5 separate regions of the Homo sapiens genome follow, and regions 1, 3, 4 and 5 are each linked to region 2. The links are chromatin loops, found by intact Hi-C in ENCODE. Cell type or tissue: PC-3. All regions are shown on one strand. Links, peaks and the distances in the headings refer to the core of each region. The heading gives the core; the rest is flanking DNA. Region 1 overlaps SDR42E1 (short chain dehydrogenase/reductase family 42E, member 1). Region 2 overlaps PLCG2 (phospholipase C gamma 2). Region 3 overlaps PLCG2 (phospholipase C gamma 2). Region 4 has its middle 60 kb from the start of MPHOSPH6. Region 5 has its middle 3.5 kb from the start of HSD17B2.

Region 1 (5,691 bases), core at 586-5,585, 100 kb after region 2:
CGAGCCAACAGTGAGCCATGACTGTGCCACTGTACTCTAGCCTGGGTGACAGACGAGACTCTATCAAAAAAAAAAAAAAAAAAATTTGGTCTTGGATTCAAGTAAACCTGGCTCAAATTTAAGTTTTGCCACTTCCTAGCTGGTGACGCTGGGTACCCTTGGGCAAGGTACTGCATCTCCCTAAGCCTCAGTTTCCTCCCATGTAAACTGGAGATAATAAATTGATCTGTTTCTTAAAGACATTAAGAAAGCTAAATAAGCCTAAGAAATAAAGAAAGCCTCAGGTGGATCACCTGAAGTCAGGAGTTTGAGACCAGCCTGGCCAACATGGCGAAACCCCAAATCACCGCTAATTAAACAAAAATTAGCCGGTTGTGGTGGTGGGCGCCTGTAATCCTATTGACTCAGGAGGCTGAGGCAGAAGAATCGCTTGAACCCAGGAGGTGGAGGTTGCAGTGAGCTGAGATCACGCCATTGCACTCCAGCCTGGGCAACAAGAGCAAAACTCCATCTCAAAAAAAAGAAAAAAAAATTAGAAAGCCTTATCCTGAGTAAACTCTCAACAAATAGTAGCAATTAACTATTAACAATGTTCATCTTTGAGTAATTTAGTTAACTAGGGTGACAGGTTAATATTGATCATTAGCTTCATGTTGAACATTCCCAGAAGCTAAATCCCCTATGAAAGGCACAGGACTATAAATCAGTGGAGTGGGGGTGTTGTAATTGCCCAGCAATGTGCAAATAATTCCCCTTAAAACCTGGGCAACATTTCAGACTTATTATTATCTATTCAGGACACTAACTCCTAGTGACTGTTAAGAGCAAAAGACGACTCATTCTTATAACATATATACATATGTTAAAATATATATATGGGTAAGACAGTATTTTACTCTTGGATCTGAAATATGGCTCCACTGGGAGGCTAGAGCAAAAGATATGTAGAATACTTGCCAAGATTAAAATCTTGCATATTAGTAATGAAGAATTTTTTAATTACTTGCATGCTTTAACCAGCTGTTAAAAATAAACATTGCGAATTACTGCTGATAAATCCCCTGTTGGTTGAAAGACACTTGCCTGGATCACTTTGCTACATGCAATTTCTTTGTAGTGAACTAGATTTGGCCTCGGTCATAATTACTTGAGTTCAATGAACTCAAGTAATTATGAACGCAACTTGAGTTCAATGAGTTCCTGGTGTGCCCAGGTTCTAAAATACAGAAGGGTAACATGGTATGAATTTGCACAACTTAGAGATACCAGGGACTGGTTGACTCTATTTCTGGTTTGATTTTCAATAGCAAAAGGCTGTTTTACACTAAAAGATCAGGTAACCAGGCACAACAAGATGTGTTGCCAAAGAATCCCTTTGGCTCAAGAAAAAGAGGCTCTAGGTTGGCTGGAAAAGTCAGCACTGGGACGTAGCAGTGCTTGTCTGTGTCAACAAAGAACTGGGCCCTGCATAAAGGAGCAGGTGGGGGGTCACTCGAATCCAAGGCCCTTTGGCGAGTCCCATCTCCCCCTTCATTCATTCAGCAAAGTTGTACTGAGCACCTGCTGTAGCAAAGCACTGCAAAGGGAAGAGCCAAGCAGAAGTCAGGAGCCTCTCAGCATCTTGCAAGGGAGCCAGTGTTTAGTATCTGGCACCAGTGCTCACCTCCTTGTTGAAAGATAAGAAACACCTAGAGTGCAGATTACCAACCAACACAGACTTTCTCAATCAGAAGCATCAGGGAAGAGTCTGGAGTCTGTATATCGAGGTAAAATAGATGTAAGGAGTTCCTGAAATCATTGGTTCTGATCATTCCCCTGCCCCCGTGCTTTTCTGGTTGTTACAGTGAAAGGACCGATTCCAGAGCTTCCTACTCTGCCGTTTTACATGATGTCACCCTTCTGGAGTCTGCATTTTTAATTTAGGCCTTGAATGTTCTTATTGCCTCAGGCTGGGAGTCTCAGGTGTAAAAGAAGCAATAACTGGGGAATCAGCTGTAATTTCAGATAAGGGACCACCTGGCTGATAAGTGCATTCACCCCGTCAACAAGCATTTATTGGGCATATGAAGGGTACAGAAGTAGAAAAAACAGACATGGTTCCTGCTCTCATGGGGCGTTTATGTTCTGGGGAGCAAATCACTTCATCAAACAATTTCCATATAAAACAAGAGTTTGAACTACTCTGCTTAAAGGTATGTTGGTGCCAAATATACATGATTTGAATAAACGTAATTCAAATAAACATGATTCTAGAAAAGGAAATCAATCTCATTTTTTAAGAAAAACTCCAGCAAATGTTAAATTACCCAGGGACCAAAAGACGACCCCCGTTTGAAAGAAAGAGGGCACAGAGGTGAGTGGAGAGGCTGCCTTTGGAAACCACGGGGTAGGATCACCTGTACCCAGGAGTGGACTGTGGACATGGCACACCAGGACATGCTGCGATTCCTGGAGAAAAATCGAACTTAAAGGACCTTAAGCAGAAAAGAAAGTGAACTGAAGACTCACGTGAGAGGACGATCTGGAATGATGAGCGTCCCGCAGGCAGCGTTACGGAACCCCAGTGTAGTCACCAGGACCTCCTCCCTCTCCATTTTTTGGCTCTTCTTAACACATAGCTGGACCCAGCAGCCCAAACATCATCAGCACTCGGTCCTCTCCTTCAGGTAGGAGGACCCTGAAGAGGAGCTGCACCAAGCGCCTGTCCTCCCCAGAGAAGCAATCCTAGCTGAAAGGGTTTCTCTAAACCTGCTCTGGGAGAAAGGCTGAAAGGATGACGCTGACTGGCCCATCGTGGCCCAATGACTGCGGCCGAAGGATGGAAGTCCTGTGAGCGGTCAGGCCTGCATGTGGAGGTCAGCCCCACGAAAGGGCTGGGAGGGACTTTTTGTCACCAAAAAGGAGCATGGGGTATCATTCTCTAAAGTGAGATATGCTGGTGAACAGCACACAACCTGGTGTGCCATCTCTAAGCAAGAGATGCTGGTGAAGATTTTAATAACATTGCTGGTGCTGGCTTCCAAGGCCAGCCAGCAGGGGCACCAGTGGCCCTATAATGATGTCTAATTGGGTCAGAGCTGGGGCGTGGCATTCTGCAGGCAACTTCTACCCTTTGTAAGGCTGGGCGAACCGGAGATTTGGAAAGCAATACAAGGTAGAAGCAGCCCCAACAATCTACGACAAAGCAACACTTGCCTCTTTTATACACCATGTTAGATGGTTGAGGAAAATAAAACATTTTCTTGAAAAGAATCCCTAGGCCTATTCCCTAGGTTTGAGAAACACCACAGCATAGGTAATTTGGTGCCAGAATGAGTTATTTGACCCTCCACTAACTGTTACTGCTTGTAATGTGGCACTGTCTGCCCCTGTCACCAGAAACGGCACTGAGGACATCCAAGAAGTATTTCCAACAGGCTTTCCAGACCGCTCTTCCCTTTTTGCAGGTGGGAGCAGTTTGGGCATTACCTTTAGGTTCCAATACAGGGCTCCTTGTTGCTCACACATCCTTCCTTCATTGCGACCCTCCATCAATCATATGGATAACCTCCCACACACTCCTCAGAAGCCATGGGTGAGGTAGCAGTGCTGGGTGGCTTCTGCCCAGACCTCTGAGAGCATCCCCAAGTGCACAAGTGTGAGCATAATTTTATTGTTAGGCAGGGTTGAGTGATTCAATCTAAGGTTGAGGCAAGGTGAGGGCAGCTGGGAACCCTAGAACTAATAGAATTTCTTAACTGCAGCGTCTCCTGACCATAGAAAGGAAGGGGAGCTCCCTTTCAGGAAATAGACTAAGTCTTTTAAAGTGGTGAGTTTTCAGCTGAGATGTGGAGGGAGCACAAATCACTTGGCCCACATTCCTTCCCCATTCCCTGACCTCCTTATAGCATTAATACTCCACCAGATCATATAGACAATGACTTCCCTTACTCACTAGACCTCATCTAATCTTGACTTAGTTACGACAGTTCTAGTGTAGGTTGGCTATTTTCCCCAGTCTCCAAAAGATTAGAAACAGTGAGTTATCTGTGTGCTAGAAAAGAGTGTTCATCCATAGCAGATGGGAAAACAGCATTCATTGGACAAATACTTATTGAACTCCTGCACTGTGCCGGGCATTAGGAGTACAGCTGTAAGCAAGACAAAGTTCCCACCCTCATAGAGCTAACAGGCATTAAACAAATAACCGTACAAATGTTTACAGTTATGAGCAATGCTATAAAAGAAAGGCAGGAAGCTATGACAGGCCTGTAGCATCATTTGTAGCAGGAGCACCAATCTTAAATTGCTGGGATCAGTGAAGGCCTCTAGAAAGAGACTTAACAAGAGACACGAAATAAACATTATTCAGGCCAAAAGGAGGAGCAGGGAGCCTGAGAAGCTTGGAGCCCAGGAACCTAAAAAAGGTCAGTGTAATTGGGGCAGAGAAGGCAGAATAATGTGAGATGAAGTTAGAGAGACAGGCAAGGGGCCAGTTCAGACAAAGCCTCTTGATCACGTTAAAGATTCTCAACCTAAGGAAAGTTTTCAGCAGAGAAGTGACAAAAGATTTGCACCTTTATAGAGTCTCTTGGCTAGGCATGTGGAGAATGGACTGAAGGAAGGAGGGTGTGGATATGGGTGGAAGAGCAAATGGGCTACTAGTGGAATCTATGGGAGAGAAGGTACACCTATACCTTGGGCAGTTTTAAGGCATGATTACAAGTAAAAATCAACTGGCTTAAACATGGGTTAGGTGTGTCAAGTCTGGGAGAGGGCAGGGGTCAGGGATTATCCCAGATCTCTGGGATGGGAAATTCAGCAGGTAGTGGAGATATTTACTAAGGAAGGGAGCCCTGTAAGAATTTGGGGTGGGAGAGGATTATGAATTCCACTTTGGCTACACTGGCTGACAGGTGCATGTGGGACATCCATGTGGAGTTGCAGAAGTACTTAGATATGAGTCTGGAGCCCAGGAGTGGTCTGGAACTGTACATCTAGTAGTACATATTTGGGCTGGGAGATGAAAATGGAGGCCATGGGCTTAGGTGAGCTCACCTAGGGAGAAAGTATGGTATTAGAACAGGGCCAAGGAATGAGCACTGAGAAAATCTACCATTTCAAGCTGGAGTGGGAGACAGTAACAGAATTGGGGAGATATGGAAGCAGGAATGTGGTAGCCAGGTTCCACGTTGGCCTCCAATGACACCACCTCCTGGTATTCATATCCTTGTGTAGTCTCCTCCCACACTGAATACGGCTAACCTGTGTAAACACCCGAGACTGTGGAAACGACAGTGCATGGCTGTGGCTGTGAGTATAAAATCTTTTTAAGATCTCAGAAAGGCCTGATGTGGCACCCCAGAGAGCTGTTCAGACAGTAAGGCTTCTAAGAAGCACAGCGTATTGTCCCTTGGCAGTCTGAGCAGAAGCTCACAGTGGAGAACTTACCTCAGAGATTTGTGGGTGTGGCTTTTGTGAGTGAACTGCAATAAGACTCAGGTGACGCATTCAAAATAATGTTCCCAGTACCACTGCCAGCTTGAATGGAAAGGGATATAGTGCAAAATGTTAACACAGCCGTTGGGCCCCTAAAATCCTTCTGGCAAGAAGCAGGCAGAAAAAGCTTTGTAGCTGGAAATGTGGGCAACGTTTCATGGAAAAGGAAGGATGACTCACATCGGGCCAAGAGCTCAGCCTCCAAGATCGCCT
Region 2 (6,106 bases), core at 477-5,476:
TTTTGAAAAGAGGGCATATGATTACATTCCATATCAGTTTCGTTATTTGGAGCTGAGACTCTGCAGTTTACAAGCTGTGTGAGCTTAGGATCATGAGGTATTGTTCCTGGGCCTCTGTTTCCTTTTCTGTAAAATGACAATGGCAATAAATGACTTGCGGAGTTGTGTGGACTAAGTGAGATGACCATAGGAGGAAGAAAGATGCTTGTTTGCACAAGCTGCCACGGTCAGAGTACTTTCTTTTTTTTTGAGACAGAGTTTCACTCTGTTGTCCAGGCTGGAGTGCAATGGTACAACCTCGGTTCATTGCAACCTCCGCCTCTTGGGTTCAAGCAATTCTCTTGCCTCAGCCTCCTGAGTAGCTGGGATTACAGGCACCTGCCACCACGCCAAGCTGATTTAAAGAAAAAAAAAATGTTTGTATTTTAGTAGAGATGGGGTTTCACCATGTTGGCCAGGCTGGTCTCAAACTCCTGAGCTCAGGCAGTCCACCCGCCTCGGCCTACCAAAGTGGGTCTGAGCACTTTCTGTGCACCAGGTGCTGCATTAGGCACATAACCTAATAAGATTTTATACAATGCTTCATACAGTGTACATTTCATACAATGCTTCACAGAAACTGTGTGGTAGATACTCTTATTCCCACTTCATGGATGGGGAGGCACAGAGACGGTATGTAACTTGCCCAAGGTCAACTAGGTGGAATGAGATGCCAACCCAGGTAAGTGACCTGGAAGGCTGATGTAACTACTATGCCCCCAGGCTGCTTCATACTAACAAACGTAAAGAGCTATCATAGGGCAGGAGCTGGCAAACCATGACCTATGGACCAAATATAGCTGACCACTTGTTTTTATAAACAAAATATTGTTGGAATACAACCATGCCCATTTGCCTACGGATCATCTGTGGCTGCTTTTGCAACACAACAGCGGAGTTGAGTGGTTGCGACAGACACCGTATGGCTCAGAGAGCCCAAAATATTTACCTCTGGCTCTCTGCAGAGAACATTTGCTGACCCCTGGCAGAGGGCCATGTGCAGAATGAGGCCTCAACATGTGGTGGTCGATTGCAAGTGAATTCGGAATTGGTTGATGTTTCAGTCTTCGATTGCGACTGGATGGACCCTGGGAAATGAAGAATTTTATCAGTTCTCACTTTGCTGATCTCTCGTTCTCTTTGTCATTTTAAGGAGCATTGGGCTCAGGATCTGAACAAAGTCCGTGAGCGGATGACAAAGTTCATTGATGACACCATGCGTGAAACTGCTGAGCCTTTCTTGTTTGTGGATGAGGTGAGTAGGCTGGGCTTGTTGTCGCTTGGGGGTGACTTTTTGATTGATGTCTGTGCTTTCTGAGGTTTATTTTCTGTTTGTCTTTCCTTGGAGAACTTTGCTGTATGATGTTGCCTCGACTGACTGGTTAGCTGGGATTGTTTCTTTTCTTTTCTTTTCTTTTTTCTCCCAGGTTCTAGATTACTGTAACTGTAACTGCCCAGTGGGTTCATTTTGCCTGCTGCCTAGACAGAACCGATTGATCAAGGCAGGGGAATTGCAATAGGGAAAGAGCTTAACTCACTTAGAGCCAGCTGAATGGGAGACTGGAGTTTTATTATTACTCAAATCATCCTCCCTTTCAGAGGCTGGAGTTTCGTTTTTTTATGTTTTTGTTTGTTTGCTTGTGTGTTTGTTTTTGAGATGGAGTCTCAGTCTGTCACCCAGCCTGGAGTGCAGTGGTGGGATCTCACCTCACTGCAACCTCCGCCTCCCAGGTTCAAGTGATTCTCGTGCCTCAGCCTCCCGAGTAGCTGGGATTATAGGCGCTGTCCACCATGTCTGGCTAATTTTTTTTGTATTTTTAGTAGACAGGGTTTCACTATGTTGGCCAGGCTGGTGTCGACTTCCTGACCCTTGTGATCAGCCCGCCTCAGCTTCCCAAAGTACTGGGATTATAGGTGTGAGCCACCGCACCTGGCGGAGGCTAGGGTTTTTTTTTAAAGATTGTTTGGCGGGCCAGGGAAAGGGTGCTGCTGATTGGTTGGAGATGCAATCATATGGTTGTGGAAAATAGTGTGCTTCTGGGTGGGGCCACAGGACCAGTGGGCGGTCCAGGTAGAGCCATGCGAACGCCCGAAAAGACGTCTCAAAAGGCCAATCTTAGGTTAAACCACAGTGATGTTATCTGTAGGAGTAACTGAGGAAGTTGCTAATCTTGTAACCTCCAGAAAAATGGCTGGTAACCAGTTAGTCTCCACCTTAGCAGAATCCAGGCTCCTCTCATCCTCCTAACCTGGTCTTACCTTAGCTTTACAAAGGCAGTTTATTTTGGGGGAAGGGCTGGTATTTAAACTATAAACTAAATGTTTTCCAAAGTTAGCTTGGCCCAAGCCCAGGAATAATTAAGGGCAGTTTGGAGGTTAAAGGCAAGATAGAGGTTGGTTAGATCAGATCTGTTTCACTGTCATAATTTTCTTGTTGTTCTGATTTTGGAAAGGCAGTTTCATAGCCCTTTCTTACTCTTCTCTACTGACCGTGTTGCCTGGGTGGGATTATTGATTTTGCCACTAGAGGGCATCTGCCACCAGGGAGAGTTGAACCATTGCAAGCACAGAAACAGAATGCGAAGGTGTCTGGGTGCTTGCTGGTCAGAATGGTTGCCTTTGACCTTGCATAGGGAAGGAGGGGAGGTGGAACTGGGGAGCGACTGACCCATATGAGGTCGTTCTCACGCAGCAGAAATTAGGCCCAGATCGCTAAAGCATTTTTTTTTAAGGGGCCAGGAATTGTAACTTGAAATTTCCTGCCCTTTCAACATTCTGATATGGATAACACTCTGTTTCTTAAGTTGGGTCGTGGGTTCACAAATATTCATGCTACTATTATGCTTTAAATTGTATATATGAGGCCGGGTGCAGTGGCTCACGCCTGTAATCCCAGCACTTTGGGAGGCTGAGGCGGGTGGATCGCTTGAGGTTAGGAGTTTGAGACCAGCCTGGCCGACATGGTAAAATTCTGTCTCTACTAAAAATACAAAAATTAGCCTGGTGTGGTGGTGCACGCCTGTTATCCTAGCTGCTTGGGAGGTTGAGGCAGGAGAATCGCTTCAACCCAGGAGGTGGAGGTTGCAGTGAGCTGAAATTGTGCCACTGCACTCCAGCCTGGGCAACAGAGCATGACTCAGTGTGAAAAAACAAAGAAAGAAAAACCAACAACAATGTATATATGGTAAGCATAAACCCTTGCAGTAGCAAATATTTTAGGATAAACATTACAAAGGAAAATATTGTCTAGGTCCATGGAACAAATATGTCGCTGCAGCCCATTGCAGCCTGAGCCTTCGGTATTGAAAACGTGGGTAACTGAGGTCTGGAGACCGCCTGTTGATTTCCCGCATCAGAGCTGTTCTTCCCCCCTGGTGGGCGCAGACCAGAAACAAGCAGACACCATCCTGCCCGTCAACGTGATGATTCGGTCTTCGTGTTTGACTCTTTTAGTTCCTCACGTACCTGTTTTCACGAGAAAACAGCATCTGGGATGAGAAGTATGACGCGGTGGACATGCAGGACATGAACAACCCCCTGTCTCATTACTGGATCTCCTCGTCACATAACACGTGAGTTTCAGATGAGCCTGTGATGGGTTGGGCAGCACAGAGCACGTGAGGGTTGAGGCAGGGGTCCGATACGCCGCTCCGGTGAGCCCTGTTGTGAAGCAGGTGGAGGGTGTAGCACCGCATTCCTTGGACTAAAATACACAGAAGCTTCTGGAAGGGGCTGGGAACACACTTCCCTTTGTCAGCTGGCATTGTAATAATAATCTCTTTTCTGTGGCCCTAAAAAGCTAGTAAAAACAAAAGTAACTTAGTTTATGTAACTTAGTAACTAAAGTAACATAGTAAACTTAGTTTTTCACGATTTGGGCATCTCACAGTAGCCACAGCAAAGCAATTCAGTGACTCATTGAATTGACTTATAGGGAGTGTGTACCCTGTGCCTGCTGGGAGCTGGGGATGTGGCTGTGAACCGGCAGCAGCCATGTCCTCATGTGCTGGGAGGAAGACCTCCATTGAAAGTTAACCACAGAATAGGACTTGCTGATGTGGGGAGCAGGTGGTAAGGCAAGGAGAAGTGTTTCAGACAGAGGAGCAGCATGTGCCAAGGCCCTGGGGCAGGAACAACTGAGAGGAGTCTGCTAAGGCTGGAGTGCAGAATCCAGGAGAGCGGTGTCAGGAGGGGAGGAAGGCAGGTCCTGCTGGAGCAGGATCTTGTAGGTCACCGTGAGAGCTGTCGGGGAGACCCTGACGACTTTTAACCAGAAGATGAGATGCTCACAGGGGGCTCTTGGGATGGTTACTCTGATTGCAACAGAAGGAGGATACAGGATGTTGCGCTGATGTTCCAGTATTTAGTCTGTCTTATTGGGTGAGGGGTGAAGTCCTTGGGTGATGGCCCCCACAGCTGTGGGTGGGGACTTTCCTAAGTGACATTCCAGGGGGTCATCTGGGAAAAGGCTTTTTATGGTGTTATGCTCCAGGCATTTGGGAAGGTAAAATGTCTTTCAGGGGGAAATTGATTTCACAGTTCTCTCTTCCCCACCATGCCCATCATTTTAAGAGTTTGTGTTTCAGCATGGTGAATTCTAGAAAACCTAGAAGACAGTTAAGAAATACAAACTTAAAAAAAAAACTTTTATTTTCAGTTCAGAGGTACATGTGCAGGTTTGTTAAACGGGTCAACTTGTGTCATGGAGGTTTGCTGTGCAGATTATTTTGTCACCCAGGCATTAAGCCTACTTACTACCCATTAGTTATTTTTCCTGATCCTGTCCCTCCTACCACCCTCTGACAGAACCTAGTGTGAGGAACATAAACTTTTTTTTTTTTTTTTTTGAGACAGAGTCTCACTCTGTTGCCCAGGCTGGAGTGCATTGGTGCGATCTCAGCTCACAACCTCCGCTTTCCCGGTTCAACAGATTCTCCTGCCTCAGCCTCCCGAGTAGCTGGGACTCCGGGCACGAGCCACCATGCCCTGTTTTGTTTTGTTTTGTTTTGTTTTTGTATTTTTAGTAGAGACAGAATTTCACTATGTTGGCCAGGCTGGTCTTGAACACCTGACCTCGTGATCTGCCCGCCTCAGCCTGCCAAAGTGCTGGGATTACAGGCATGAGCCATCGTGCTTGGCCTCGGAACACAAATTTTAAAAAAGTTGGGGTGAATCATGACAAGGAGGAAAGTGCATTAAAGAGTCATTCTTACGGCAGTTTTGGTGGATATGGCTCCTAGCATAGCCGATTGCACCAACAGTTGTTGAATATCTGTTCTGTGCCTGGCCTCAAGCCTTGATATCAAAAGAAGTGCCCATCTTTGTTTAGACCGAGGACCCAGAGAGCGGCCATGGGGCCTTGTTAATTCATCTTCTGCAGCTTTTTTTGCTTCTGACGTGCTTTGACCAACTTCTCCTCAAAAGAACACGTCCTCTCCACGCTTGCATTGCCCAGGTGGTCAGCAGTCACTTCCTGCGATTGTGGCCTGACTTCAGAGCTCATGCCCAGTGTGACCGTGGGATTGTGTATTTCTGTCCTAGGCCTTAGCTTTGAGTCTTTCTACATGGAAGAACTCAGAGCTTTGGCGGCTCGGGCGGAGAAGTTCCCCCACAACACCCTGAGGTGCAGGCTTGCCCCCCAACCCCTGTGGCTGCCACTCTCACACGGCCACCTGCCTTCTCTCCTGCAGGTACCTTACAGGTGACCAGCTGCGGAGCGAGTCGTCCCCAGAAGCTTACATCCGCTGCCTGCGCATGGGCTGTCGCTGCATTGAACGTGAGTAGCTCCTTCTTGGTGGAGGTCAGGCTCGCAGCAAATTGAGGATAACCATGTGGTTGCTCCATGTTTTCTTTCGAATTGTAAAAAGGTTTTAATGGACACATAATAACTGTGCATATTTATGGAGTTAGAGTGTGATGTTTCTTTGTTTTCTTTTTTCTTTCTTTTTTTTTTTTTTTTTGAGACGGAGTCCCTGTCATCTGTATCTCCTCAGCTTCCTCCTGGGCTGGTATTAGAGGAAGGCAAACAGACACCCGCTGTGTTTTGGCAGCTGGGTCCTAGGTGTGC
Region 3 (6,106 bases), core at 657-5,656, 50 kb after region 2:
ACATTAATTTGGGGAAAAGGTGAAATTCATTCCCCACCTAGAAACTCCTGGCCTAGGGGGCCAGCGTGCTCATGCCTGACTTACAGCAGGCGTTCACTTTCCTTCCCAGATAAGTACATGCAGATGAATCACGCATTGTTTTCTCTCAATGGGCGCACGGGCTACGTTCTGCAGCCTGAGAGCATGAGGACAGAGAAATATGACCCGATGCCACCCGAGTCCCAGAGGAAGATCCTGATGACGCTGACAGTCAAGGTAAAGCCAGCCCTCCCTTCCTGCCAGGGGAGCCAGCCGCCCTCCCTGGGGGCTGGGCCGATGCTGTCTTGAGAGCAGGGAACCCATGTCTAGGGAGGCTGGTTGTCTTGTTTAAACGATCCCCATTCAGGCAGTGTTTGAGGATCTTTCTTTCTTACAGTACACTCCGGGGTCGTTCTGGGAGAAGAGGGAAGAGAGGGGAAACCTCCTCAAACCCACTTCCCCTTGTCCTCTGTGGGGGTGAGGTATGACCCTATCTTTCTGGGGTCCTGGTGAGGTCAGCCTCTGGCCGGAAAGAGAAAGAAAACATGGGAAACAGCCATTTGGTCTTAATGGAGAAGTTTTTTCCCTTACTTTGTCCAATTCCAGGGCTTTTTAAAATTCATCTGACTTTCAGAGAAAGTGTTGTTGCTTTGTAAGAATTTTTGAAAAGTAGAGAAATGAATTGCATTTCTCCTAAGGTTAAGGGCGGGCGGGTGGTAGGGGGAAGAAGCATACGTAAACACAGGCCTTTAAATAAACAGCAGTTATAAAAAGAATGCCACACTGTTCCTCAGCCTTTCCTAGGGGTGTGGAAATCCAGTGATTAAGCTCTGCCTTGATCAGAGGCACCTGCTTGGGCATGGATGTGTGCATTCATGAGCTCAGGTGAGTTTTACCTGTTGAGTCAGGTGGCATATGGGGCCGAGACCCAGGCTGATGCTGAGGAACTGTGGGATCTACCACAGTCCACCTTCATCCACTGCAGAAGGTTGCTCCGGCTTTTCCAGTGAATCTAGGAAAATTAGGGCTGGCATTGAACTCATCCAGTGTCACTCTAGAACCCAGCTGCAATCCACGCTAGGCTGCCTGTTCAGGACCCCAGGGGGGTTCCAATGCTTCCCTTTGGTGTCCCAGGTTCTCGGTGCTCGCCATCTCCCCAAACTTGGACGAAGTATTGCCTGTCCCTTTGTAGAAGTGGAGATCTGTGGAGCCGAGTATGACAACAACAAGTTCAAGACGACGGTTGTGAGTAAGTCAGTCACCTTGGCCCCTCTGCTTTTAAACGTCCGGCCAGTGAATCCTTTGTGGGAGTGCTCTTCGTGGGGGATTTTGCAATGCTCTTTAGTTGTCCCAGGGTTTTCTTTCCTCCCTCTTGCCCACATGGTTCAGCTTGAGGAGGGGATACATACAAAGGGCCACTTTCTGAAATCCTTAGACTTTCCCCAGTGCTGTTTGCCTGCCTGTAACTCAAGTCCGGAATCGTAGGTGAGGCCCTGACACTAGGTTGGTCCTCTCTGTGCAACAGCCCAATCTGATTAATCTCCTGAGTCAAAGGCCAAGAGGCAGAGACACAGAGAGAGGGGGTGAACCTACGTGGCTGACCTGACCCAGAGGATCAGCCTAACCTGGGAGATCTTAGCCCCTAGAGGGCAGGAGGGACAAGAGGAATGCTTGCTCTTCCAGGAAAAGCCAGGAGGGAACCGTGATTGGTGGGCCTTCTAAAGCACAGGATCCTTGCCCCTGGTAAAAAGTAGCCCAATGAACAACTCAGATGCTGACCAAATAAACTGGCATTTATGGAGAGTGGCAGGATTGCTGCTTGCCTGCTCTGTGAGGCTGGGCTCTCCCCTGCCAGCTGTAGAACCCCCTGCTGGTGGATGTGGCTCCCAGGCTCTCCTCCCCTTTTGTCTTTTCCAAAATCCACCTTCCTGCTCTGCAAACAAACACCTCCCCCGTTCCCTTGTCCCTGATCCTGGGGCGGGGAGATGGGAGGTGGTCTCCTTCCTCTGCTCACCAAGGGACCAGCCTGCAACAGCAGCTTCCAGGATTGCTCAAGGTGGGGTGGGGGAGTGAAGATAATTATTCAGATTTTCTTAGATCTTGGCATAGATGCATATTTATTTACATGGTTGCTAAGGGGATTCACAGCTGAAGGATGCGGAGATTGTCTTACCAGAAGGGGGCAGCTCCAATGTGGCCTCTCATGAGCTTTGATCTCCTTCCAGATGATAATGGCCTCAGCCCTATCTGGGCTCCAACACAGGAGAAGGTGACATTTGAAATTTATGACCCAAACCTGGCATTTCTGCGCTTTGTGGTTTATGAAGAAGATATGTTCAGCGATCCCAACTTTCTTGCTCATGCCACTTACCCCATTAAAGCAGTCAAATCAGGTAAGAGGCATTTTAATTAAGATGTTCGATTTGGGCTGGCGTTGTACTTTGGTTTGGCTGCTGGCTTCAAAAAGAATGAAAAATGATTTTTCCTGGTTTGGATGGAATCACTGTAAAACCGATTGGGTGGCTTGGAGAGCAGGTGTACAGCCTGTCGTGTAGCACACAGGTGGGAGGAAGTGGGTGACAGGGGAGGCTATGCCCCTCAAAGTGGGATGTTTACAAGCAAAACTGGATTGTTAGTGGATCCTCAACCTGGCACTGCAGTTTGATTTCATTTTGAAATATTACATGCGGTTTGCTTCTCCCTAGCTAGGGCTAAGTCTGGTTTGATCTCCCCCTCCTGCTCTCTGGCTGGCAGTGTGAGAGGGTGGCAAGGGAGAGACCTTTGGCATCTTGGGGGGGGAGTAACAATCTCGAGGGTCCAACTCCCCAAACCCTTCAGAATTCACCTTCTTCTTCTATAAAATTGGGTGGGTTAATTTACTTCTTTGAGTTGTTACAGTTTTCTTCCCTGCTGAAGAAAACACAAGATCCCTTCATGGTATAAGAAGGGTCATTTTGTATTTTTCTGCAACCAAGCCAAGCTGGGTCATACGACCAGCTCTTAAGAACCCTGCTGAATCCCAGATGACTGAGCCCTTCCTACACAGCTGAGATAGACACTTCCAGGTGAGGGGATTTGGGACCCTGCTGCTTCTAGAGCCAGTCATTTACAAAAACAAAAAAAACTGGCTCTCCTTAGCTTCTATATAGTTTCTCTAGTTTACTTTCCCACTGGATCTTTCCCACTGGATTTTAGGTATAATATTTGACAAATAGGCCCTTGCTGGATGTTGAATTTTCCTTCTTCCTCTTCCTTTAGTATTTCTGATGCATGGTGCATGAGATATGAGATCATAGATTCTTCTGGATTCCTCAAGAGGTCACTGTTCCCTTGTTTTCTGAGGATCATTTTTCAAGAGAAAGATGACTGTCATTTTAGTTACTTACATAAAAAAATACAGTCTTTTGATATTGTTTGGAAACGTGGGGCTCAATGAAGAGCTGAATTGGATCTTTTTTGTTTTCAGACATTCCCTCAACTTCCACCTTTTTTTGTATAATATCATAAACCTGACCATTTCTGCTACTGGGCAGGAGCCCAGTTTCTGAGCAGCAGGCATGCTAGAAAATCCAGGTGCTGGCCGGGCACGGTGGCTCACTCCTGTAATCATAATCCCAGCTACTTGGAAGGCTGAGGTTGCACCACTGCACTCCAGCCTGGGTGACAGAGCAAGACTCAGAAGAAAGTGCAGGTTCCTGGACCCACCACAGGGTGATGAGTCAGCCCAGGGTGGGGCCAAGGAATCTGCATCTTTAGGCAGCTCCCCAGATGGTGCTTGGATGGCACTTTGACAGAACCAAACTATGTCAAGGCTGCCTATCTTACCATTGAGGAAATGAATTCCTTAGCAAGTTACTAGATGAAACAAGACTTTGGGAAAATGTTTAAAGTTTCTGATTTTTTTTTTTTTTTGTACTCTAGAAATGTTCATTTTCATGAACATTGCTACTCTAGCAATAATAATGAGTATTCATTTGTAAGAGGCCTGATATTTGGCAACCCTTCTGGGTTAACTCACCCACACTGTAAACTCCCCCTTTTTTTTTTTTGAGATGGAGTCTTGCTCTGTCGCTCAGGCTGGAGTGCAGTGGGTGATCTCGGCTCACTGTAACCTCTGCCTCAGCCTCCTCAGTAGCTGGGACTACAGGTGTACACTACCACATCTGGCTAATTTTTGTATTTTTAGTAGAGACGGGGTTTTGCCATGTTGGTCTGAAAAAAAGTGATGGGATTAAAGGAGTGAACCACTGTGCCTGGCCTATAAACTACTTTAAACCCGGCACTGATCAGGGCTGTGATTCCTTAATTTGCTTCTTTTAGATTAGTCTAATAAGGCTTAGGAATGACACCAATTCTTCTGGTGCAGGAAGTGTAGCTTTTGGTACACCTTTACGTTCCTAGCCTTGACGCTGTAACAGATTTCTTTTTATGGTAACTGCCTGCCAGTTCCTCTACTGAACTCATCCAGCAGAGAGGGGCAGCTGTGCTGAAACCCCTTGGTTACCCCGACGTCCTCTTGAAGGATGAGGGCCTTGAGCCTCATAACCCCTCCCAGTGCCTTGCAGAGATGTCAGAGTTGATGATAAAACCTCGTTACCTTAATGGGCATCAAAGTGTGTCAATTCATCTGCAGAATGCAATGACTTAGCTTGGAGATTTGGAAAAAACAAAGGTCAAAACCTCAAGGGAGATTAAAAATGTGACCTTCTCCTCCCCCGACTGTGAGATACTCTCAGCAGGGACCTTTCCTCACTTCTTTCTAGCTCCTAGCAGTGCCTGGCACATCCATATTCATGGGAGGAATGAAATAGAATGAACAGGAGGCATTGAGGGTCTTCCATACTGAAAAAATAAACTTCACCCATTGTCATTAGAGATGCACTGAAGCTTTTAAACCAGTTGGAGCGCAGGAAGGAAAGCAGCAGCCTTTATTGTGTTAGGTACCTTAAACTCTTTCTCTTTTAATCCTCACAGTAATCCTGTGAAAGGGGTTTTATCTTTGGTTTTAAAATTCTGAGCACTTTGAGGCCGAGAGACTATGACTTAACTTGCTCAAGGTCACACACCTGTAGGACCAGAGCTGAGATTCAAACCCAGGAATGTCTAATTAATTTCGAACCCCGTGTTCCTCCTCTGCAGGCTGCCCTCTCACTGGGTGCTCAAAGCCAGATGCATTGATCTTACTTTAAAAGGTGTCTGTATTTCCCTTTCCCCAGTGAAATGACTAGAAACAAGAAGAAGAAAAACAATTATTTTTTTTTTTTTTATACAAGGAGGGCTGCCCAGTGCATAAAAATGGGACTTGGGCAGCGAGAGAAGGTACATAGAGCTGGAGACAGCTGGTCATGAGGGCAGAGCTCATGTCTCCGATTTAAGAGGCACACGCCTAGTGTCAGATAGTACTGTCCAGCCTGGAACCATGCTATTGGAGTGTAGGGGCTACCTGATAGCCTCCCGGAATGCCATGGAGCAAACAGTCATTCCAGTTCATTCTAACAGTCAATCAGCAGCTAGACTGTATTAGTCCGTTCTCACACTGCTATAAAGACATACCTGAGACTGGGTAATTTATAAAGAAAAGAGGTTTGATTGGCTCACAGTTCTGCAGGCTGTACAGGCTTTTGTTTCTGGGGAGGCCTCAGGAAATTTACAATCCTGGTAGAAGGGGAACAAGCACATATTTACATGGCCAGCAGGAGGAAAAGAGAGCTAGTGAAGGGGGAGGTACTACACACTTTTATTAAACAACCCCATCTCGTGAGAACTCACTATCATGAGAACAGCAAGTGGGAAGTCCACCCCCATTATCCAGTCACCTCCCACCCGGCCCCAGCTCCAACAGTGGAGATCACAATTCAACATGAGATTTGGGTGGGGACACAGAGCCAAACCATAACATAGATTTCTTCACCAATGTCCACAGATTAGCTCATTAGAGATGCAGAATCTCAGGCCTCACCCCAGACTTCCCAAGTCAGAATCTGCATTTTAACAAGATTCACAGGTGATTCACATTTGCATTAATGTTGGCATATCACTGGGCTAGTCTGCAAGAATTCTGAGTCTCTATCAAGGCAAAAAACAAACT
Region 4 (6,106 bases), core at 388-5,387, 340 kb after region 2:
ATATTAAAGAGCACCTACTATGTATCATGCACTAGAGATACAGGGTGAACAGAACATACAAACTCCCTGCTTTCATAGAACAGACACTCCAGTGGAGTGCGGATGACACTACAGAAAAGAGTGATGAGGAAAATATCATCAGGTAGTGAGACAGTGCCGATGATTCTCAAAGAGTGATCCCAGATTAACAGTGTCAGCATCACCTGGGAACTTGTTAGAAATGCAAATTCTCAGCTTCTGCCCTAGACTTGCTGAATCAGAAACTCTAGGGGTGGACGCAGGAATCTGGGTTGTAACAGTTCTCTGGGTGATTCTGACGAATGTTCAAGGCAAACAACCAGGCGCTATGCATGGAAGTCAAATTGCAGAACGTAGGTGAGACTGCTCAAGCATTTCATTTGTATTGGGTATGTAGAGAAGGCCTCTGTGCAGAGCTGATCTGAAAATAAAGATTTGAATGTCAAGGAAACCCATCCATGGTTGTGGAGAGAGGGAACAGAGAGGACAGAGATCTTAAGTTGGGAATGAGCATGATTTTTTTTTTTTTTTTTTTAAGACAGGGTCTTGCTCTGTGGCCCAGGCTGGAGTGCGCCATCTTGGCTCACTGCAAACTCTGCCTCCTGGGTTCAAGCAATTCTCCTACCTTAGCCTCCCAAATAGCTGGGACTACAGGTGTGCACCACCATACCTGGTTAATTATTGTATTTTTTGGTAGAGATGGGGTTTCACTGTGTCAGCCAGGCTGGTCTTGAACTTCCGGCCTCAAATGATCCATTTGCCTCAGGCTCCCAAAGTTTTGGGATTGCAGGAGTGAGCCATCATGCCTGCCCTGAGTATGGCATATTTGAGGGACGGAAAGAAGGTTGGTATGGCTGGAACATTGTTGTCAGGATGGAAAGTGTCTCCGGTTCCAGTCGGAGGTGCAGGCAGGGATCAGGTGGTGGTGAATAGTGCTTCCCCAATTTAATGGGCACACACACCATCTGGAGATTTTGTTAAAATGCAGATTACGTATGATTCAGTAGGTCTGGGGTGGGGACTGAGATTTTGCATTTCAACAACCTCCTTGGTAATGATGTTGTTTCTGCTCCACAGACCATACTGTCAGCAGTAAAAGTCCCGGGCTTTGGAATTATAAAATGCAACCCGGTACTAAAGCTCTGTGACGGCGTGTGTGTGTGGGTTTGGGTTTGTTTTTTACCCTGGCTAATTGAACTGTGGCTTACACTGGGACCTTGTTCATGACAGGCAGTTGATTGGATTAGATGGTGCTTGAGACAGTTGAGAGGTGTTTGCAATTAATGTAAAAGGCGAGCCATGTCGTTTAGTGTCAACTGGCAGAACGTGGCCAGGTGTGGCTTGTCTGGTCCTCAGGAGGGTGAAGGGAGAGGCTTTGTGATTTCTTTTTTTTTTTTTTTGAGACGGAGTCTTGCTCTGTCTCCCAGGCTGGAGTGCAGTGGTGCCATCTCGGCGCACTGCAAGCTCTGCCTCCCGAGTTCACGCCATTCTCCTGCCTCATCCTCCTGAGTAGCTGGAACTGCAGGCGCCTGCCACCACGCCCAGCTAATTTTTTGTATTTTTAGTAGAGATGGGGGTTTCACCGTGTTATTCAGGATGGTCTCAATCTCCTGACCTCGTGATCTGCCCGCCTTGGCCTCCCAAAATGCTGGGATTACAGGTATGAGCCACCGCGGCCGGCCAGGTTTGTGATTTCAAAACACAACTGTTTCCAGACTCCTTCTCTCAGGTCCTGTGCCCTTGGTATTTCTGAGCTGACCAGCAGAACCTTCTCTTTGTCACTGACTTTTGTTCAAGGTTTGTCTCCCTGCTCAGATCCTGCCTCATAGGCTATCTAGTATTTAAGTCTCTTTAAAATTCTGGCTACCCATTAGTGACCCATTCTGTGTTGATGTTTAGGTTTGCTCTCTATTCTTCCTCTTCCTCATGAATACCAAGACATTGAGATCAGTTGTAGCCCATTCCCTGCTGGGAATCCAATTCCCAGGGCTATGGACTTTCAGATGAGGCCCTGTTCCACAAAACACAATTCACCCAGTTATATTGGACTCACTTTTGTTTCTTAGCGTCCTTATACACTTCTGCCAGGTTTGATGTCCTACCTGAGCACACCGTGACATCTGACAATGAATGATGTGTCTCTGATTTTTAGTGTCACTGGGTTTGTCCTCTCCACCCTAAAGTTCCGTAAGTGTATGTGTGAGTTTGGGTTTGTTTTTTACCCTGGCTAATTGAACTTTGGCTTACACTGGGATCTTGTTCATGAGGGGCAGTTGATTAGATTAGATTGGATTGGATTAGCCTCTCCCTTGTCCCTCCTGAGGCCCAGACAAGCCACACCTGGCCAGATTTTGCCTGTCGACACTAAAGTACATGGCTCCCCTTTTAAATTAATTGCAAACACCTCTCAACTATCTCAATTACCACCTAATCCAATCAGCTGCCTCTCTTGGTGGTACTTGGCCTTTCCCACCCATAATTCTGGGAAAACCCTCTCTCTGGGAGTTAATCATCCTGCAGGGAGTTTCTGCTCCTAAGCTCTCTGCTGCCCTCTGCTGGGAGGCAGAGACCTTTTCCCTTGCTGCACCATGGAGCTCTAGTTCTTTGAGTAGCAAGCACCTGCCAAGATACTCCACCCTTCCCACATTCATTCTTTCCTTTCCCGTTCAGCAAATACTTATTGAGGATATCCTGTATACCAAGAACTACAGGCCCTGGGATACAAGGTGAATAAACTTGGCTCCTATCTCTTAGGACCTCACTAAGGCGAAAGACAGAAGGGTTAATAACAATTAGAATATGGCTTGAGAAAGGCCAGACGAGAGAAAGCAGAAGATAAAGGGAGACTAGGAGAAAAGAAACGTTAGCAATGCTCACAGGAGAGAGGAAGCCTTCACTAGGGTTTTGGCAGCTGAGCTGAGTTTTAAGGGATGGGCAGGAGTAGGCAAATTGCTGGAGTCTTGGATTTATAGACTAGGAGGGATGGAAAGGATACTGGAAATTACATTTTGGTTGACTTAATAATGAACCATCCATTGTCCTAGAGGACAATGTCATAGATCATTCAAATTTATATCTTTTCCTTGAGGGTTAACACTGGGGTTTTCTTATAGTCCTGCTGCCTTGTATTTAAGCATACAAATATCTAAGAAGAAAAATAAGCATCAGGATTTTTCTGTTTAAAATCAGACCAAAAAAAAAAAAAAAAGATATAGGGTCCCATGATCTCTGTATTTTTTGGAACTTGAGAGATTGTATGTCCTACCTCTCCTAAAAGCTAAGGAATTGGATATTTTTCACTCTTGTATTATTTGGAATTTACCTGCTATGAACCAAATAATAAGAGTAAATATATTATCCCCAGAAAGATGTTTTGTTACTGTTGCTGGTGAAAAAAATGAGCTCACTAACATTTTACCACCCCCCACCCCAATTATGCTGTTCTTTCACCGGAGCAGTGCTCATGAAGATAACTGACAGTTTCAATAGTTATTTGTAAAAAGTTGGCATCCAGGCTGGGCATCCTGCCTGCAGAATGGCATAGGCTGAGGATGAATGGTAAGTTAATGAGCTTATCTACCTCTCAACCCCCAGCATGAGGTACCGTAAACAGCATCTGGCTTAGTAATAGAGACGGAGAAACACCACAATACAGGAAGATGAAGTTATTACATTCCTACCTGGATAAAAATGAAAATGGAGAATTCTCAGCTGATCGATCAAAGGAGCATATGTCTCACCATACAGTGTGATCTCCTTGCGGCTATGACCCTTGTCCCTTTTTATGTACCTGGCTCCTCTCATACAACCTGGCCCTTAGTAGCTGCTTCCAAAAAGTTAGTTTAATTAAGTTGAAGTTTATTGCCCTTTAAATGGAAGCATGCTCTTTATATCTTCCTGGTTGGTAGAGTTCCTGGAAAAAAATTTGCTTAGCTGCATATTTCATGGCACATGTGTAGACTTGTCACAGGAATATTGGAGAGGACCTTCCTGGAGTTTAGTTCCCTTTCTGAAGTCTTCAGGCTCTCCACGGCTCTTAACAGTCTTTCTAATTTGATTCAGAAAAAATCAATAATAAACCACTAACAACCTTTGCCATTCCTTCCCTAGGATTTTTCTCTTTCCTGAAATAGTTCATTGGTAACTGAGAGGTGACACCAAACATGAGGCAGATAGAAAGCGATATCATGACACACCATAGATAAAAGTCCACTTTTCCCTGAGGCGTGAACACCCACTGAAAGAAATATGGGGGAAATCAGAGAGAAGATTCCTATGGAAGCTCTATGCTCTGTCTAGTAGAGTAAAGTAAGTAGGTCTGGGGGATCAAGCTTTCCACTGAAAGAACCTCTTAGCCTTTTATAATCATAGAATGTGGGACTGGAGTCTTGAGGTATTGGTATTATCTTTTCAAATGATGTGTTTTTATGAGTGATGTATTTGTGTTTGGCTATAAGAAAACAAATCTACTGACTTATGAAGGCTGACAGAGAACAGGGCTTTATTTTTCTTATACGAAGGACACAGGCAATGTTTGTTCAGTGGCTCAAAAATGTCAGGAACACATTGTTGCTCCCATTATTTCTCTGCTTATTGCTTTTACCTCCAGGCCACCCTCCCTTCCATTAAGGCCTGAACCCAGCCATTCTCTGTTGCTTATGGCTTTGTGGTTGCAAGAAGGCTGCTATAGCTTTAGTCCTCATGGCCAAGTTCAAGGCAGAAAGTCAGGGGCAATGGTTTAGGCCACATCGTCGCTTTCATAGGAAAGCGAAATTTTGCTGGTAGTTTCCCAGATGGCTTCCTCTTACATCTCTTTAGCCAGAACTGGCTTCATAGGGCCACCCCTAGACATTAGGGGAGTAGATAAAGTAGATACTGGATCCACTACTGTCATGGACAACAATGAGGGGCTGTGAGTAACAAAGAGGTGGAGGATGGGCATTGGCAGGCACTGAATGGTATCTACCACAGGTGAGGAAGCATACCACTACTCAACACTGGTGGACAGAATATTTTTAAAAACACCTCAGTGTTTATATGATGCAAACAAGTAAGTGCTAGATTATTATGCCAATTATTACCCCAATGCCCTGATAGAATGTAAAACAGAGGTGGGTTATCTGGTTTTGACCACTCTTGACACCTGCAATTGGCTCCAGTGGTCAGGTAGGGTCATCCCCAATGAGATCTATCTGCGTTTTTACATATACAATTCTAACAGCTAATTGTATTGAACTGTGTAGTCAACTAGTAGTATATTTGTCTTGAAACTTTCCAGAATCCCCCAGATTCATCAACAATGAGCAACAAACTAGCATCACGATGCAGGTATTGGCTCATTGACCACCTGAATGACTAATTCCCCACACACTAGCTCACAGTGGAGGTGATTCAAATTAGTGCCTTAGCAAAATTACAAATTGCTACATGTCATGCTCCTCCAGGATCTCTCACAAATTGTCAAAATCATGCATGTTAAATTTGCAAATGAAAAAATGCCTACTGTGTATTCTTTGAAATGCTTTCATGTCATCAGCAAAATTGGTGTACAATGACAATTTTTTGTATTTATTTATGAAAGTATTGAAATGGCTGCAATATTTGTAGTATTTTGTTTAAAAGAGGTAATAAGAGGCCTCCTCCACCCCTTGTCCTCAGATATTGTTCCACTTCAAAGACTGAATTTCCTTCGTCTTACAGGCTTGAATCTATCCTGTAGAGTGGTTGTGAACCAGAGTCCTGTTTAAAATAAATCATCATAAGGTAGCTGGATTCAGGCCTTAATAATAGAAATGGTGCCCTGGAAATGAAAGAGGAGCAGAGTAAGATGATTGACCTAGTTCTGAAGAAAGGGAGGTGGTCAACCTCAGGGGATGGGCTGGGAATTGGGCCTATAAGTCTCCCTTCCACTTTCTGTCTTCTCTACCCCATTGTCCCTTCCATATTTTCCTCTTAAAAAAAAAAACACTATGGGCTACATTCCAGAAATGGGAGTATGCTAAGGTGCCTAGGCATGTACATCTGTATCCATACCTATTCCCATAAGTACACCTATACCTATACCCACACCTATCTATTTGTACTGATT
Region 5 (6,106 bases), core at 748-5,747, 140 kb after region 2:
TTTATGTATATACACACATGCATACACACATATATACCTACACATAGATACAGAGGTATATATATATATATATACACACATTCACGTCTACATATATACACATGTACATACACACATATACCTACACACAGATACAGAGATGTACACATCTATATATATATATACACACATGCACATACACACATATACTTACACACAGATACAGAGATGTACCCATCTATATATATACACACATGCACATACACACATATACCTACACACAGATACAGAGATGTACCCATCTACATATATACACACATACACATATACACATATACCTACCCACAGATACAGAGATGTACACATCTATATATACATAGACACATGGACATACACACATGTACCTAAGCACAGAGAGATACATGTACACATCTACATGTATATTCACATACACACATATACCTACACACAGAGATATACACATCTACTTATGTACACATATGCACACACATACATATACTGACACAGATACAGAGATAGACACTTCTACTTATGCATACACACTTGCACATACATACACATATATTCACTCAAAGACACACACGAATATACAGATATACCTGCACACATGCACATCCACGCACCTATGCATGTGTGCACTTGTACAACACCCTTACACATATCTACACATGCATGTGCACACACACATATACACACACATGAATGGAGACACCCCCACACGCTTCCCACATCCGCCCCATACCCCATACGTACACTCACAGACACAGACACACAACTCTACACACATGTGTACATAAACATACATGTACGCATGTACACACATACACGAATACCCACATACCTACATATGGATATACGTACCCTCACTTACACACACACAGACACAGGCACACCTACACACACGTACACCTGTGCACAAGCACACACATACAGGTTTATACACATATACATGCCCCCAGAAAGACAGATACACACACACACACACACACACACACACACACACACACACCACTCTGCAAATAGCCTGGTTACATACCAAGTTGTGATGTGAATTTCCATCTGACCTCACACTGAGGCATTTGTCACAATTCATAAACCAATACTGATACATTAGTATTTTTATTTTTATTATTTTATTTTATTTTATTATTTTTTGAGATGGGGTGTCGCTCTGTCACCCAGGCTGGAGTGCAGTGGTGCGATCTCGGCTCACTGCAAGCTCCGCCTCCCAGGTTCATGCCATTCTCCTGCCTCAGCTTCCCGAGTAGCTGGGACTATAGGCGCCCGCCACCACGCCTGGCTAATTTTTTGTAATTTTAGTGGAGATGTGGTTTCACCATGTTAGCTAGGATGATCTCGATCTCCTGATCTCGTGATATGCCCACCTCGGCCTCCCAAAGTGCTGGGATTACAGGCATGAGCCACTGTGCCCGGCCAATACATTATTATTAACTGAAGTCTATACTGTATTCAGATTTCCTTGGTTTTTACCTCATGTCTCTTTTCTGTCTCAGGTTTCCACATTACATTTAGTCGTCACGTCTCCTTGGGCTTCTTTTTGCTGTGACTGTTTCTCAGAATTTCCTTGTTTTTTGATGGCCTTGACCCAATACTTGCTGGGTATTTCATAGAATGTTCTGCAATGATAAAGTTGCCTTTTTTTTTTTAAATCACATCATACTATCAACATGATTTGCCATTGTTGGTGCTGACCCTCACTACCTGGGTAGTGTTCGTCTGGTTTCTACGTGGTAACGTTGCTCTGTTTCTCTGTTTTCATGCTGCACTCTGGAAGAAAGTTACCATGTGTAGTTCACACTTAATGGGGAGTTACACTCCAAGTCCTTGAGGTAAGGAGTATTTATGTCCATTATTTATAATTCTTCAGCATGTGAGATTTGTCTCTTCTCATCCACCTAGCTGATAATGTATTTATATCACTATGGAGGAATGGGTATTTATTTATATTTTGGATAATTTCTCCTCATGTGTATGATATTTTACTATAAAAAGTTAAAAGTGACGCAGAAACTATAAAAACGAATTTTATTTGATAACAAACACCGTGGTAGTCAAGAATAGGGCACTTTTGTTAAAAGAGCAAATAAGTCTTTGGACACATAAGCAAAAATAAAGCTTCAAGGATAGGGGAGGTGATAATCTTACTCTATTCTATGTTCTTTGCACTGTACTGAAAATATTGTGCCCAGTTCTGGGCCTAATCTTTCAGGGGAGATGTAAGTAATTGGATGCCATTCTGAGAAGTGGCTGCAGATCCCTGAAACCCTATACAAAAAAAAAAAAAAATGAGATCTGACTTACTTGGAATTTATGATAATTGAGGAGTTTAGACATCTTTACCACGTATTATTTCAAAGATAGAAAAAAGGCATGGTCCAGCCCCAAGTTCTGGCTATCTTCTCCTAGTCTCCCCACTCCTGCCCACTGTATAAAATAGATAAATATGTAATACATGATATTTGCGCAATCACAAACACTCCAAACATTAGTTATCACCCTAATGCTCAAAAAGCAACAAACGAACAAAAAACTCGTATTACCAACAAGATCTCTGTGATGTCCCTGAGATGATCTGTTATGGCTGGTACCACCCTGTCCATGTCCTGAACTTTGGGTCACTATGACATCAACACACAGTCATTCTCTGCTTGGCAAATCATGCCGTCATTATGTTACCCTCATCATAGGAAAATGTTCTTCAATTATTGTAACAATGTGATTTTAAAAATGTTTGAGCTCTGAAATATCTTTCAAATATCTGAAAGAAATAGAACAAGACATCCTCTGACTCCACGTGGAGTGGGAAGACAAACGTCAAGATGAATTTGACCTAGAGGAGAATGTTCTAATATCCCGAGCCATCTTGAATGGGAAAATCAGCCTTCAGAGGAAGTGAAGTGCCTGTTCTCAGAGATGTTCTGGCAATAGACAAGATGACCACTTGGTGGGGATGTTACAGAGGGAATTCCCATTTTAGATGGGAAGTTCCTTCTTCAAGTTCTCTTCTAAACTCAACATCCACCAATTCTAAGAAAGTGTACATTGGAGGATTCTCAGCATTTTTTTTTCCCCAGCATTTTTTGCCCAGCAATTTTTTTTGGGGGGGCGGCAATCCTTTCTTTTGGGTAGGATGTTTTGTTTTCAGATGGCATTTTCCAAAAGGCCCCTCTGCTGGCAGGAGGAAATGACACATTGACCCACTGGCGTCATTAGCAAGAATGAGTTGGTCCAATTGGCTCCTTTTCCCTGGAAGGCTGAGAGCAAGCCTGCAAGCAAGGGGACACTGGCCAAGCCATGATGGCCTCGAGAATAGCTTCACGACAAAATGGTGGGGACAAACAAGGGACACGATTTAGCTCAATAGGATGCAGGAAATCTTCATTCAGCGGTAGCTCTGAGATGGACTGACCCTGAGGTTGGGATGAGGACATTCAGGGCTTAGAAAGGATTGGGCTAGTTCTCACCTGGGGATTCTGCAATTCCATATATTCCCCAACTGGTAAATAGCCTTCCTTTCCACCACCGTGCACCCCCACTAGTCTCTGCTCCTGCAGCAGGCCTCCTGGAAGCACTGCGTCCTCAACTCTGCAAGGCCAGGAACCGGGTCTATATTGTTCACTACTGAATTCCTCCATGGCTGGTGCAGAACTGGCCACCTAGAAGACTCTCAATAGAGATGTGATTCTTCCTATATTTTTCCAACAAATATTAATTATGTACATGTGATGTGCCAGGCACTGGACTGTGCACGTGGTGAACAGTAAAGGAAAAACAATAAACAGATAAGGTTCCTGCCCTCATGAAGTTTATGGTCTAGTAGGGGAGACAGAAAACGTTCTTAAACTGATCAAAGTAAATATATAATTGTGGATTGAGCTAAGCGCAACAAAGGCAATGAATAAAGCGTGCTGATAGGAGATACTCAGATTGGGTGACAGGAGGTGATGTTTAAGCAGATATCTGAAGGATGACAAAGGAAACAGCCGAGTGCTGAACTGAAAGAAGAAATAAATGAGTGAGGAGGTAGCTGTCAAGAACCTCTCTCTCTGCTCAGAGGAAAAAGGCTAAGAGGCAGTGGGTACTCTCAACAATGAGAAAAGTGCCTACCATCCATGAGTGCCTGTAAGTGCCAGGGACGATGCAAGAATGGTGTCATTCACTTTTCAAAACAGCCCTTGGAAGAAAGACTCCTCCTACCGCCAATTTACAGAAGAGGAAACTGAGGCTTAGGAAGGGCAGGTAACTTGCCCAGTGCCTCACAGCTAAGCCAGGATTCGAACTCAATTTAGAAGTCTGTGAGACCCGAAAGCTCATGTTCTTAATACTGTTCAGCCCCTTCACCATCAGGGCTCAGGGAGTATCCTTCATGGGACTTCTGTGTGGCCTGAGGGTGGCTTTTGCTCATAGATTTTACCCTCCCCTTGGGAGCCCCAGGACAGAGTAGGTCTGGGAACTCGCAAGGGCTGCCTCCAGGAGAAAAGCCACCTCTCTCAAGTGGGCGTGCACTTGGCAGGAAGCCTGCGCAGGTGTTTGGCTCAGCCCAAATGTGGGAGCCACTGACCAAATGCCAAGACTCTCAGCGAAGAGCCATAGCTAGTCCTGTCTCCCCACCTGGAAGCTGTTTTTCGAACGGAGCTAACTGCCAGGATGCTCTGGGCTGGTGAGGCCACAAGGATTGTGAGAGGTGCCCTGTGGCTCAGATGGCACCCAGGAAGGAATTGGGGTCTGTTGAGGGAGGGAGAGTTCAGGGCTAGCCAAAGGCAATTCCAGATCCCTGCCCCTAAGCTTCCTGGCCTGGAGCTGGTAACGTCTCCCTGACTCAAATGTCCATGTGGCTGGGAGGGCAGACAACAGTTGCCATCACTCCACGCAGACCCTCATAACTGCCTTGTTGTCCAACCCCACAGTCCCACAGCACAGTAATGGTTCACAAGACACTGCTTCCCACCCCTTCTCCCTTGGGTCTTGAGTTGGCTTTGAGCCCAGGTGGGCTCTGCCTCACCTCCCTTTACAGGGGATACGCTGCTGGGTCCCTTCCTTCCCGAGTCCTGCCTCCCCAACATCATCCACAAAAGGCATCCTCTCCCTTCCTCCTCCTGCCCCTCATTTAACTCCAGCACGTGTTTTGAGACAAGTCTATACTCCACTGGACACTTTGTTTTACACGACTTCCTCTTATTCTTCATTCTCCTCCTGTTTAAAAAACATGAATCACTAGCATTTATGAGGTTCCTTCTACTGTTCCAGGCAGGATATGATATTATTTTATAGCCAAAGGGATGAAGATCTAGGGAGGTGAAGTGACCCTCCCAAGACTATGTAATTAATAAGTAGTGGAGTTAAGATTAGATTTGAATAGAGGGAAACTGACCTCAAATAGAGAATGTTTCTCTCTAGCTATGCCAAAGTCCAGCCTTTATCACAACCTTGCCTCCCTCCAGCCAGGCATGTGGCCCACATGGGGCACGCCCTGAGCCCAGGTGCGGTGACCCCTCTCTGGCTTAGCACGGTTAGGTGGTGCTGTAGTTGCAGAGTGCTGGCTTTTAAGCCGCTTGTGAGTAAGGGATTTATTTTTTCCCAGCCTCAGTTTTTCTCTCTGTAAACTGACCATAATAATAACACCCACCTCAAACAGTTTTATAAGGTTGAAATGGGGTGAAAGTAGGAAAGATCTAGCACATAATGCACTAATTTTTTTTTTTTTTTTTGCCTAAAGCAGGCAGTGGAATAGAATGCTTAGGGGCATACAGCTCTGAGATCAGGCTGCAAGACTCCACTGCTGTGTGATCTTGACTAAGTCTCTTACCCTCTCTGTGTCCTGGTTTCCTCACCTGTAAAATTACTATAATACTAGAATCAACTTCATAAGGATATTGTATTCAAGGAGGATGAGAGGAGTCCCAGTGAATGGAGGCTGGCATAGAATAGGCTTACAATAAAGAGAAAGAACAAATAAGCAGCTATACACAGCCTCTGCCACAAAAAACTACCAATAGATATTAGCCGCTATTAGTTAATTGTCATTATTATCTCTCCCTGGCATGTTTCCACTCAGGCAAGACCAAAGCACTTTCCTCTACCAAGG

Evidence for each region. Peaks named below come from ENCODE experiments on the same cell type or tissue, not always from the same donor. Only the 100,000 strongest peaks of a DNase experiment are listed, where the experiment ranks them.
Region 1: it touches region 2 in a loop (20-fold over the local background); 11 of 110 quality-filtered maps call a loop at or near these places.
Region 3: a loop joins it to region 2, with 10 times the contacts of the local background. A loop is called at or near these places in 11 of 110 quality-filtered maps.
Region 4: it touches region 2 in a loop (9-fold over the local background); 59 of 110 quality-filtered maps call a loop at or near these places.
Region 5: a loop joins it to region 2, with 2.9 times the contacts of the local background. A loop is called at or near these places in 4 of 110 quality-filtered maps.

Annotation. Positions count from the first base shown.
Region 1 is chr16:81,991,643-81,997,333 of GRCh38, forward strand. SDR42E1 (short chain dehydrogenase/reductase family 42E, member 1) reads right to left here. Exons shown (of 3, transcript NM_145168.3): 3 at 1-5,691. Among named protein-coding and RNA genes, the nearest start is that of SDR42E1, 17 kb to the right of the region's middle. In PC-3, for the core only: a CTCF peak has its summit at 3,041; a DNase peak (open chromatin) is centred at 4,249; H3K4me3 peaks cover 454 bases; H3K27ac peaks cover 2,514 bases.
Region 2 is chr16:81,887,980-81,894,085 of GRCh38, forward strand. PLCG2 (phospholipase C gamma 2) reads left to right here. Exons shown (of 33, transcript NM_002661.5): 10 at 1,193-1,294; 11 at 3,493-3,611; 12 at 5,730-5,815. Among named protein-coding and RNA genes, the nearest start is that of PLCG2, 110 kb to the left of the region's middle. In PC-3, for the core only: a CTCF peak has its summit at 2,565 (motif pointing right); a DNase peak (open chromatin) is centred at 2,572; H3K27ac peaks cover 917 bases.
Region 3 is chr16:81,937,649-81,943,754 of GRCh38, forward strand. It overlaps PLCG2 (phospholipase C gamma 2), which reads left to right. Exons shown (of 33, transcript NM_002661.5): 28 at 110-255; 29 at 1,153-1,267; 30 at 2,244-2,411. Among named protein-coding and RNA genes, the nearest start is that of SDR42E1, 71 kb to the right of the region's middle. In PC-3, for the core only: CTCF peaks have their summits at 2,107 and 3,336; a DNase peak (open chromatin) is centred at 3,343.
Region 4 is chr16:82,227,648-82,233,753 of GRCh38, forward strand. No RefSeq gene overlaps it. Among named protein-coding and RNA genes, the nearest start is that of MPHOSPH6, 60 kb to the left of the region's middle. In PC-3, for the core only: CTCF peaks have their summits at 2,567 (motif pointing left) and 2,772; a DNase peak (open chromatin) is centred at 2,584.
Region 5 is chr16:82,028,654-82,034,759 of GRCh38, forward strand. No RefSeq gene overlaps it. Among named protein-coding and RNA genes, the nearest start is that of HSD17B2, 3.5 kb to the right of the region's middle. In PC-3, for the core only: CTCF peaks have their summits at 2,964 and 3,163; a DNase peak (open chromatin) is centred at 2,958; H3K27ac peaks cover 1,706 bases.